Linked DNA regions of Homo sapiens: all the other regions are linked to region 1. Evidence: chromatin loops called from intact Hi-C (ENCODE). Cell type or tissue: heart right ventricle. All regions are shown on one strand. Region 1 has its middle 1.8 kb from the start of MACORIS. Region 2 has its middle 63 kb from the start of MACORIS. Region 3 overlaps ARHGAP12 (Rho GTPase activating protein 12).

The links. Peaks named below come from ENCODE experiments on the same cell type or tissue, not always from the same donor. Only the 100,000 strongest peaks of a DNase experiment are listed, where the experiment ranks them.
Region 2: a loop joins it to region 1, with 6 times the contacts of the local background. A loop is called at or near these places in 52 of 110 quality-filtered maps.
Region 3: it touches region 1 in a loop (6-fold over the local background); 28 of 110 quality-filtered maps call a loop at or near these places.

What each region holds. Positions count from the first base shown.
Region 1 is chr10:31,707,989-31,710,488 of GRCh38, forward strand. No RefSeq gene overlaps it. Among named protein-coding and RNA genes, the nearest start is that of MACORIS, 1.8 kb to the left of the region's middle. In heart right ventricle, a CTCF peak has its summit at 1,152; DNase peaks (open chromatin) are centred at 393 and 733; H3K4me3 peaks cover 483 bases; H3K27ac peaks cover 2,316 bases.
Region 2 is chr10:31,769,488-31,771,987 of GRCh38, forward strand. No RefSeq gene overlaps it. Among named protein-coding and RNA genes, the nearest start is that of MACORIS, 63 kb to the left of the region's middle. In heart right ventricle, CTCF peaks have their summits at 1,014 (motif pointing left) and 1,214; DNase peaks (open chromatin) are centred at 1,024 and 2,037; H3K27ac peaks cover 1,256 bases.
Region 3 is chr10:31,807,439-31,809,938 of GRCh38, forward strand. It overlaps ARHGAP12 (Rho GTPase activating protein 12), which reads right to left. Exons shown (of 20, transcript NM_018287.7): 17 at 1,792-1,869; 18 at 1,556-1,690; 19 at 1,211-1,313; 20 at 1-394. The coding sequence ends at 220. Among named protein-coding and RNA genes, the nearest start is that of MACORIS, 100 kb to the left of the region's middle. In heart right ventricle, a CTCF peak has its summit at 1,410 (motif pointing left); a DNase peak (open chromatin) is centred at 1,197; H3K4me3 peaks cover 1,474 bases; H3K27ac peaks cover 2,041 bases.

The sequences.
Region 1 (2,500 bases):
GTCTGAGAGAATCCAGTTCAAACCCTTTTCAGAGGGAACTGGTGAAGCCCTAGGTTTCTATCTTACTAGAGACTTCACCACACAGGGCTGTCTTAAAAAAATATAAGAATAAGAAAAGACAAAAACAAAAGCCCCCGTAAAAACCTACAAGAATACCTGGAAGTCAGACATCCTGTGTTTCCCTTTCCTACCCCGAATGACTCGGAGTAGGACAAACACAGTTGCAAGCCTGCTTTCTTATCTTGGCAATTGCTTCTTTTCACTCTTCTGGGGTTTACAACAGTTGGCCCAGGGGTGTGAGGGAACAGAAGGGAGCAGCATCTGCTGGGACAGAGGGCCCTACACAAAGGTAATTTCATGCAGGGAAAATGCACCCCCCCACCCAATCCCAGGCTGCTGGGCCCAGGAGCCCAAGGGTTAATCTGTCTCAAATCCATCACTGTGACAGCCAAGCACACAAATTAGTCCTGCCCAAGCTGTCCCGACCTCTGAATTTAATTTTTTAAAAGTGCTTTGTATTGTTTCTGATGTTCAGATTGGAGTCCAGGTGTCGTGATGGAACCCGGGGGAGATGAGAGGGTAAGACCCTCGTGTACTGCATCTCACATCACCCTCCAATGTCCTGTGTCTTCTTTGTCAAGGCAGACTAAGGGTGACCTAATTTCCAACACGCAGGCCCAGAAACCTTGAAACTGACCAGCTCGAGCCTCCTTGTAAGCCTCTCCAGCTGTGAAAATCCCCTGGCTCGTAGTCCTATGTCGTCCACATGATGCTTTTCCTGCATTTTGCAGACAACTGCTGATCCCCAAGGGCGGGCCATGCATGGCTGTATCTCCCATCCAGAGAACATCTACAAAGCTCACGCAGCCATGGGGTCTCATAGTTTGACCTGAAACTGATGGTGACTCCTGTCACCAACAGGAGTGGTCAAAACATCCTTTCTGGAGTATTAAGTGTTTGTAGAACCCTGGACATTTATGGTGGCAGAGTGTGTAGCAGCCTCAAGGAGAAATCTTCCCCCTCCATTGCCCCTTTCTAGAATCACACCAAATAATTGGGGTTCTCAGCAGAGTCTGGAGGCAATCCCAGAGACTGAGGAAAGGGAGAGCCTTCCACTTTTCCATTTCTCCCAAGCCATTTTGTATGCCTACAGGTGTCAGTATAAACCAAAGAATGTGCCTTGTCTCAGATGAAAAGTTAGAGTAACCATATAATTTATTGTCTAAACCTGGACACCGATGAGAGTGAAAAGGAGAGCTATTAATAACGATGCCAGAACGACAGGTGTAGATGGTGACTGTCCCAGGCAAACTGGGACATATGGTCATGCTATGACTGTGAGCTCTAAATTGGTGCAGGCTCCTGTGCTGGCTGTCTATTAGGTTTATGTATAATATAATACCCAAGTGACCCTAGGTCCACAGGGTAGAGGGGTTGAGGAGGGTAAGGAAGGTCAGCAACCATGCCTGTCTGAAGGCCATGTGGAGGTAGGGAATGGGGAGAAAGGGGATCAATTTAATCCAGAAAAAGCTGACTCTGCTACAGACTTGAGGAAATCCAGGTCCTTTTTCTTGTCTGAACTGCTACTTGCTCTCAGCAAAGAAATTGAGTTCTGCCAACTCCCACTCCAGCTGCAAAATGCAGCAGAGTCCTGGGCCTTGAGGTTGGAATTCCAGGCCCACTATCCCCACTAGCTTCTGTGAGTCCATCAGAAGATAGGACCTCAGATCTGCAACATTTACTTATCCTTGGCTTTCTGTCAAAAAGTCCAAGCAGATGGTATTCTCCTTCATCCCTTCTTACAGACAGTGACAGATCCACTGCTCAAAATCCTTTTCCCACCCTAAGCAAGGCTATAGCAGAAACCATCTTCTTCTAGGCCTTACATGTTTAACCTAGCCAGCCAGAGGTTTATAAAAGACAACTTCCTCTATTTCCAGAGGTGAAAAAAAGCTAAAGTAGTCTATTTAAAATTTTCTCTCCTCAGACCCCAAAGAATAAAAAAACTTTTTAACTATTGGATGGAAATTCTTTTTTGTTCACTTAAAACAGATGATCCCCTTCTAGAGTAGAAACAGTTAATTGGTCTACAAAATAGTATTCTATAACATGTCTTATCCTTATCCCCAGTCTGTAAGCAAAAATTATATTGAAATCAAATTGAAATGATCCAAAGCGGCTACAAAGATAAAATTATTCTTCCAGAAACATGGTACTGTGGATAGAGAATTCAAGAAAACTCCTTTAGATGTCATATATACCACAACATATCACTTGAAAAAGAAAAAAAATCCTTTATGTAACCATAAAAAATAAGATACTCATATTTTGCATTCTTATATAAATTCAATTGAATAATAGATTAGAACTTAAAATCAGTTTTTGTCAGAGTCAGTTCTCTCATTATCACGCTTTCCTTTTCCCTGAATAAAACTATTATTAGTGGACTCATAATTTACTAGACTTTTGCCAAAAGACAAAGACTTTTACTTTGTTCATG
Region 2 (2,500 bases), 61 kb after region 1:
TGATGTGACCTTTAAGCTTCTAAACATTTATTATCAATAGTTTAGTAAAAATGTTTAGGGGCTGAAAGATTGCATGACTTTCAACATCAGTGAAAGGATGTTGAGATTTGTCTTTATATTTTCATTGTTAATTGTTTAACTGTCTTGCCTATGGCGATACTCTCATTAGCTTATACCTCAAGGTACAATATGCACTTAGGGTAAGGCCATCATGAATGAAATGACTGTATACCTATGATTCACATAATCTTCTCAAATGTTAATATATTTCTGGCTGACTCCTTTTCAAATCTGATTATACTGTTGTTTTCTCATCTAACAAGAATGATGATGAGTTCACAATGGAATCTGAAAAAGAATCCACTCAGCCATTTTCTCGTTCTCTTTTCGTGCTCTGCAGTTTTTTATTTTTATATATTTAGGCAATACAAGTGCAGATTTCTTTTTCTTTTTTTCGAGACAGAGTCTCACTCTGTCACTCAGGTTGGAGTGCAGTGGCGCAATCTCAGCTCACTGAAACCTCTTCCTCCCAGGTTAAGTGATTCTCCTGCCTCAGACTCCCGAGTAGCTGGTATTACAGGTGTGTGCCACCACACCTGGCTGATTTTTGTATTTTTAGTATAGACAGGGTTTCACTATGTTGACCAGGCTAGTCGGGAACTCCTGACCTCAAGTGATCCACCTGCCTCAACCTCCCAAAATGAAAATGTAGATTTCTTCCATGCATATATTGCGTAGTGGTGGAGTCTGGGCTTTTAGTGAACCCATCACCTGAATAGTGAACATTGTACCCAATAGGTAATTTTTCAACCCTCACCCCACTCCCAACCTCTCACGTTTTGCAGCCTACAGTCTGCATTTTCTTAGCTAGAAATTAAGCCACCTGTCTATTTTGTGAAGGTTATTAGTTAATATAATCTCTTTAACCAAACACTTAGAAGCTGCAGTAAATTGCAATATGCAGAACAAACAGAAATGTGCAGGTGCCACTGTCAACCCTCTGCCCCCTGCAGGACCACACAGGCACCACATGTGCAGGCCGACCAGAACGGAGGCCGGGTATTAGAAAGTAATAAAGCTTCATTTCTGCCTTGTTTTTAGATAAAAATAAAGATGAAAGGAAGTTGTAATATTTCCTTCCCTCACCCAGTGGATTGTCTGGCATGTGCCTCACTTTGAGGGTCACAAGGCAATCCTTTAGAGTCATTTAAAATTGTGTTATGGAAGACTATAAGCACATGGGAAAACATTTACAATATATTAAACGGAAAAAGTCAGGTTCGAAACCAGGATATATAGGAAATGCTATTTTATCTAAAAAGTGTAGGGTGCGCACACATGTACATGCACGTGACATTTATTCATATAAATGACAGGAGGCAAATCAAAATGTTTATCTAACAATACTTCATGCCTGTCATCACCTGTGCTAATTTAGCACCCCTTTGGGTTAAGTGGGTGTGGGGTTGCTAAGGTTGTAATGTTTGTCCCCTCCAAACTTCATGTTGAAATGCAATCCCCAATGGTGGAGGTGGGGACTGGTGGAAAGTGTTGGGGCCATCGGGGTGGATCCTCAAATAGATGAGTGCACTCCCCTTGGGGGTGAGTGAGTTCTCACCGTAGTTCCTGGGGAGTGGATTGTTAAAAGAGCCTGGCCTCCCTGGTTTCTCCCACTATGCAATCTCTGCATGCAACAGCTCCCCTTCACTTTCTGCCGTGAGTGGAGCAGCCTGAGGCCCTCGTCAGATGCCCAGTCTTGAACTTTTCCAGATATCTACACTGTGAGCCAATTATGCCTTTTTCCTTCATAACTTACACAGTCTCTGGGATTCCTTTATAACAACATGAAATGGACTAAGTCAGGGTACACACTTCATCCCGGAAGAGCGAGAGAACACATCTGGCCCTCGGCGTGAATGCGCCAGCAGAGATGACTGTGTCCAGATAGGGGAGCAATGAACAAGAGGCTGAGTCAGGCCTCAGCTCCCTGAGAGCAGTCCAGGTGGGCTGTAGGCTGTCTGGAAACTGGCTGGGCACCAGAAGCCAGGGAGGGGATAAGAAAGTCCAAGCCAGAAGGCACATTTCCCAGCCTCCAACTTTGTCCCAGAGCAGACTTTCTGACAGCCTGGGCTTAAGCAATGACCTCCAAGAGAACCTCACAAGACTTTGTGTCCTGTCCTCCTCACATACCAGAGGGTGGGGTTTGGGTTCTCATGTCAGGCGGGGAGAATCACATGCTAAATAGAAATAGACTCATCTAGCATCTGGGCAACGTGAAGCCATTGGCCGGAGGCCATTAGCCAGGCATGGTGGCATGCACCTGTAGTCCCAGCTACTCGGGAGGACTGAGGCAAGAGGACTGCTTGAGGCCAGGAGTTTGAGGCTGCAGTGAGCTATGATTCCACCACTGCACTCCAGCCTGGGCGACAGAGCAAGACCCCAGACTTTGTATTCTCCCTGGTGCTGCTCAGCCTGCAGGTCCTGAGCCCCTCCACTCCAT
Region 3 (2,500 bases), 99 kb after region 1:
TGAATTCATAATTACACGCAGTTATATCAACTTGCAACAAAGCAGCAAATATGAGGGCCTAACACACATCTCGACTCTCCCCTTCCCTTCTGATCCCTCAAAAAAAAAGTGCAAAATCAAAGAGTCACTGCTTGGTCCAAAAAATAAAATACATTGTGTATAAACATTTGAAATCTGATGGAATCCAGCTTCTATTCCACAGGTTGTCTTCAGTAAGAATCAACGTCCGAAGATGGAACTCAGTTCCAGAAGAATTAATTCTACAATCTGATTCTGGTACACAGTATGAACTGCTATATTACCAGTCTCTTTTTCTGGTTTTAATAGAGTGGGACCAAAAACAATTGCTATACTCTGATAGGTCATTCGATTTTTCTCTCCATTTTCTATAACTCTGAAGGGAAAAAAAGAAGTTGTTAAAAGAGAAAATAAGAGAGAGGGAAAATTCTTCAAATGGTATTATAAACCTAACAGTTTGCATTTTAAAAAGAGAAGTAATACTTATTTTCCTAAGGTGATGCATAAACTATTTAACCAAGTAGAATTCTGTCTAAATGCCATGTGAAGCTTTCTTTTTGATAAACACAGCTGAAAGATACAATTAAGCATACTCTAACAAACTTAAAATGTGTGATATTTTAGCTTAGTTTTTAAAATAGAACATTTAAGTATGAGTTACAATTCAGGTAACAGTGACTGCTCCATTAAGTTGATGGGAAAAAAATCTCATTAGGGTGTGGAGATTAAACTTTCCATTTTACTCATTTTATGTAATTTCTTTAAAAAAAAAAAACTCTCTCTAGCTGGGATTTTTTGTTTTAGTATTCTAGTGTACTTTCTATCAGATGAAAGAACTTGGTTATTAAAGTGGCTATGTAGTAACCTAGAACCATGACGGTAACTTAATACACCTCAATTAATATCCAATCTCATCTTCATATTAACCTTAGCAACAATTTCTGAACACCTACTATGTGCTAAGCATTACATAAATACTTCACATATAATACCTACTTTACTGTATTCTTCATAGCAAATCATTTACCCATGACAGACTGATACTAAAAGGAGTTGAGTAACTTTTTCAAGTTACAAAGACAGCAAGTAGCATAGCTGGGATCCAAATCTGAGTCTGAGTGACCCTGGCCCCACAGGCCTTCCCGCTTCCCCTTGTGCTATACCACATCCCATGACTGGGCAGTCCTCCTACCTTCTGAGATGTCGGAAAAGAATCTGCATTGTGTCTTGGTTTGGCTTTGGCAACTGTCTGATTAGGTCCTTAACAGCAGCGACTCGCTGTCTTGGTTCTTGCTCTGAAAAAAGATAATAACCAGATATTTTACAGCAAATTCTTATGAAACTGAAAGCAATGTCACAGTTTGGAAGCTGATATTTGGTAATACACAGTGACATCTGGTGGTCACATTTAAAATGTTTGGAGTAAAACAATCTGTTGAAAATACTTGCTTAAAGTAAGATAAAAAAAATTGGGTGGCTTAATCTGTGCAAAGAATTTTCAATATCTAGAAAAAACTGAGTAGAATTACATACTTACTAATTGCATTAACAAAATCATTAAAATGATTAAATGTAAAAAGAGGTTCTGGTAATTCTCGAAAAAACATTTTGAGGGCTCCAGTAATGACATGAATATCTTCCCATTTACTGTCATTCAAGTCCAATTTCTCATCTGAAAAACAGCAGGAATTGGACATTTTAAAAAATTACTTTAAGCCAGTTCAAAAAGTTATGAGTGATGCATCTGAATAACAACAGTAAATATAATCTTACCATGATTGACTGCAAACCTTAGTTTCTGGATCACTGCGAGGTTGCCACTTACTCTGTATATCCCATCAATATCCAAACCTAAGAGACAATAATAATTTGTGTGTGTGTGTGTTTAAAGTACTTCTTTGCCTCTTCTGAACACGTTTGCATGTGTCAGAATTCCCACTCATTTGCATTAGCCTAAAATCAAATGGGCAAATATTCTTTTTCTCTAAATGGCTTCTGGTAGATGCTTGGCAGGGGAGAGAGATGGAGATTCGCTCTGAATTCTGTTTAATAAACAGCAGTAATTCTACTCTGCTCATCATATAGACTGTGAATCAGCTCAAGGAAATGGTTTCATTAATCTTAAAACACTAACAATTTCAAATTTCTGAAAACATCTGGGGATAATTCAAAATTAAAGGAAGTCAGCAGGTAAAATCAGCCCATGCATATTTTGCATACCATTTTATAATGTAAATGCACATATTGTAAAAACTTTATTGAAGGCATCTGTCATATTAAGTGTTTGTAATAAGTAAACTTAATATAACCACTAAATTAATGGTTCTATAAAAACAATACATAATTTGCTATAATTTATTATTTTCTTTTATATGTGAAACAGAATCATCTGAAATTCATACAATTAAGCCCCGAAATTTCAGGTATTCATTAAATGATAATAATGTACAAATTTACTAAAGCACATTATTGAATGTACTAT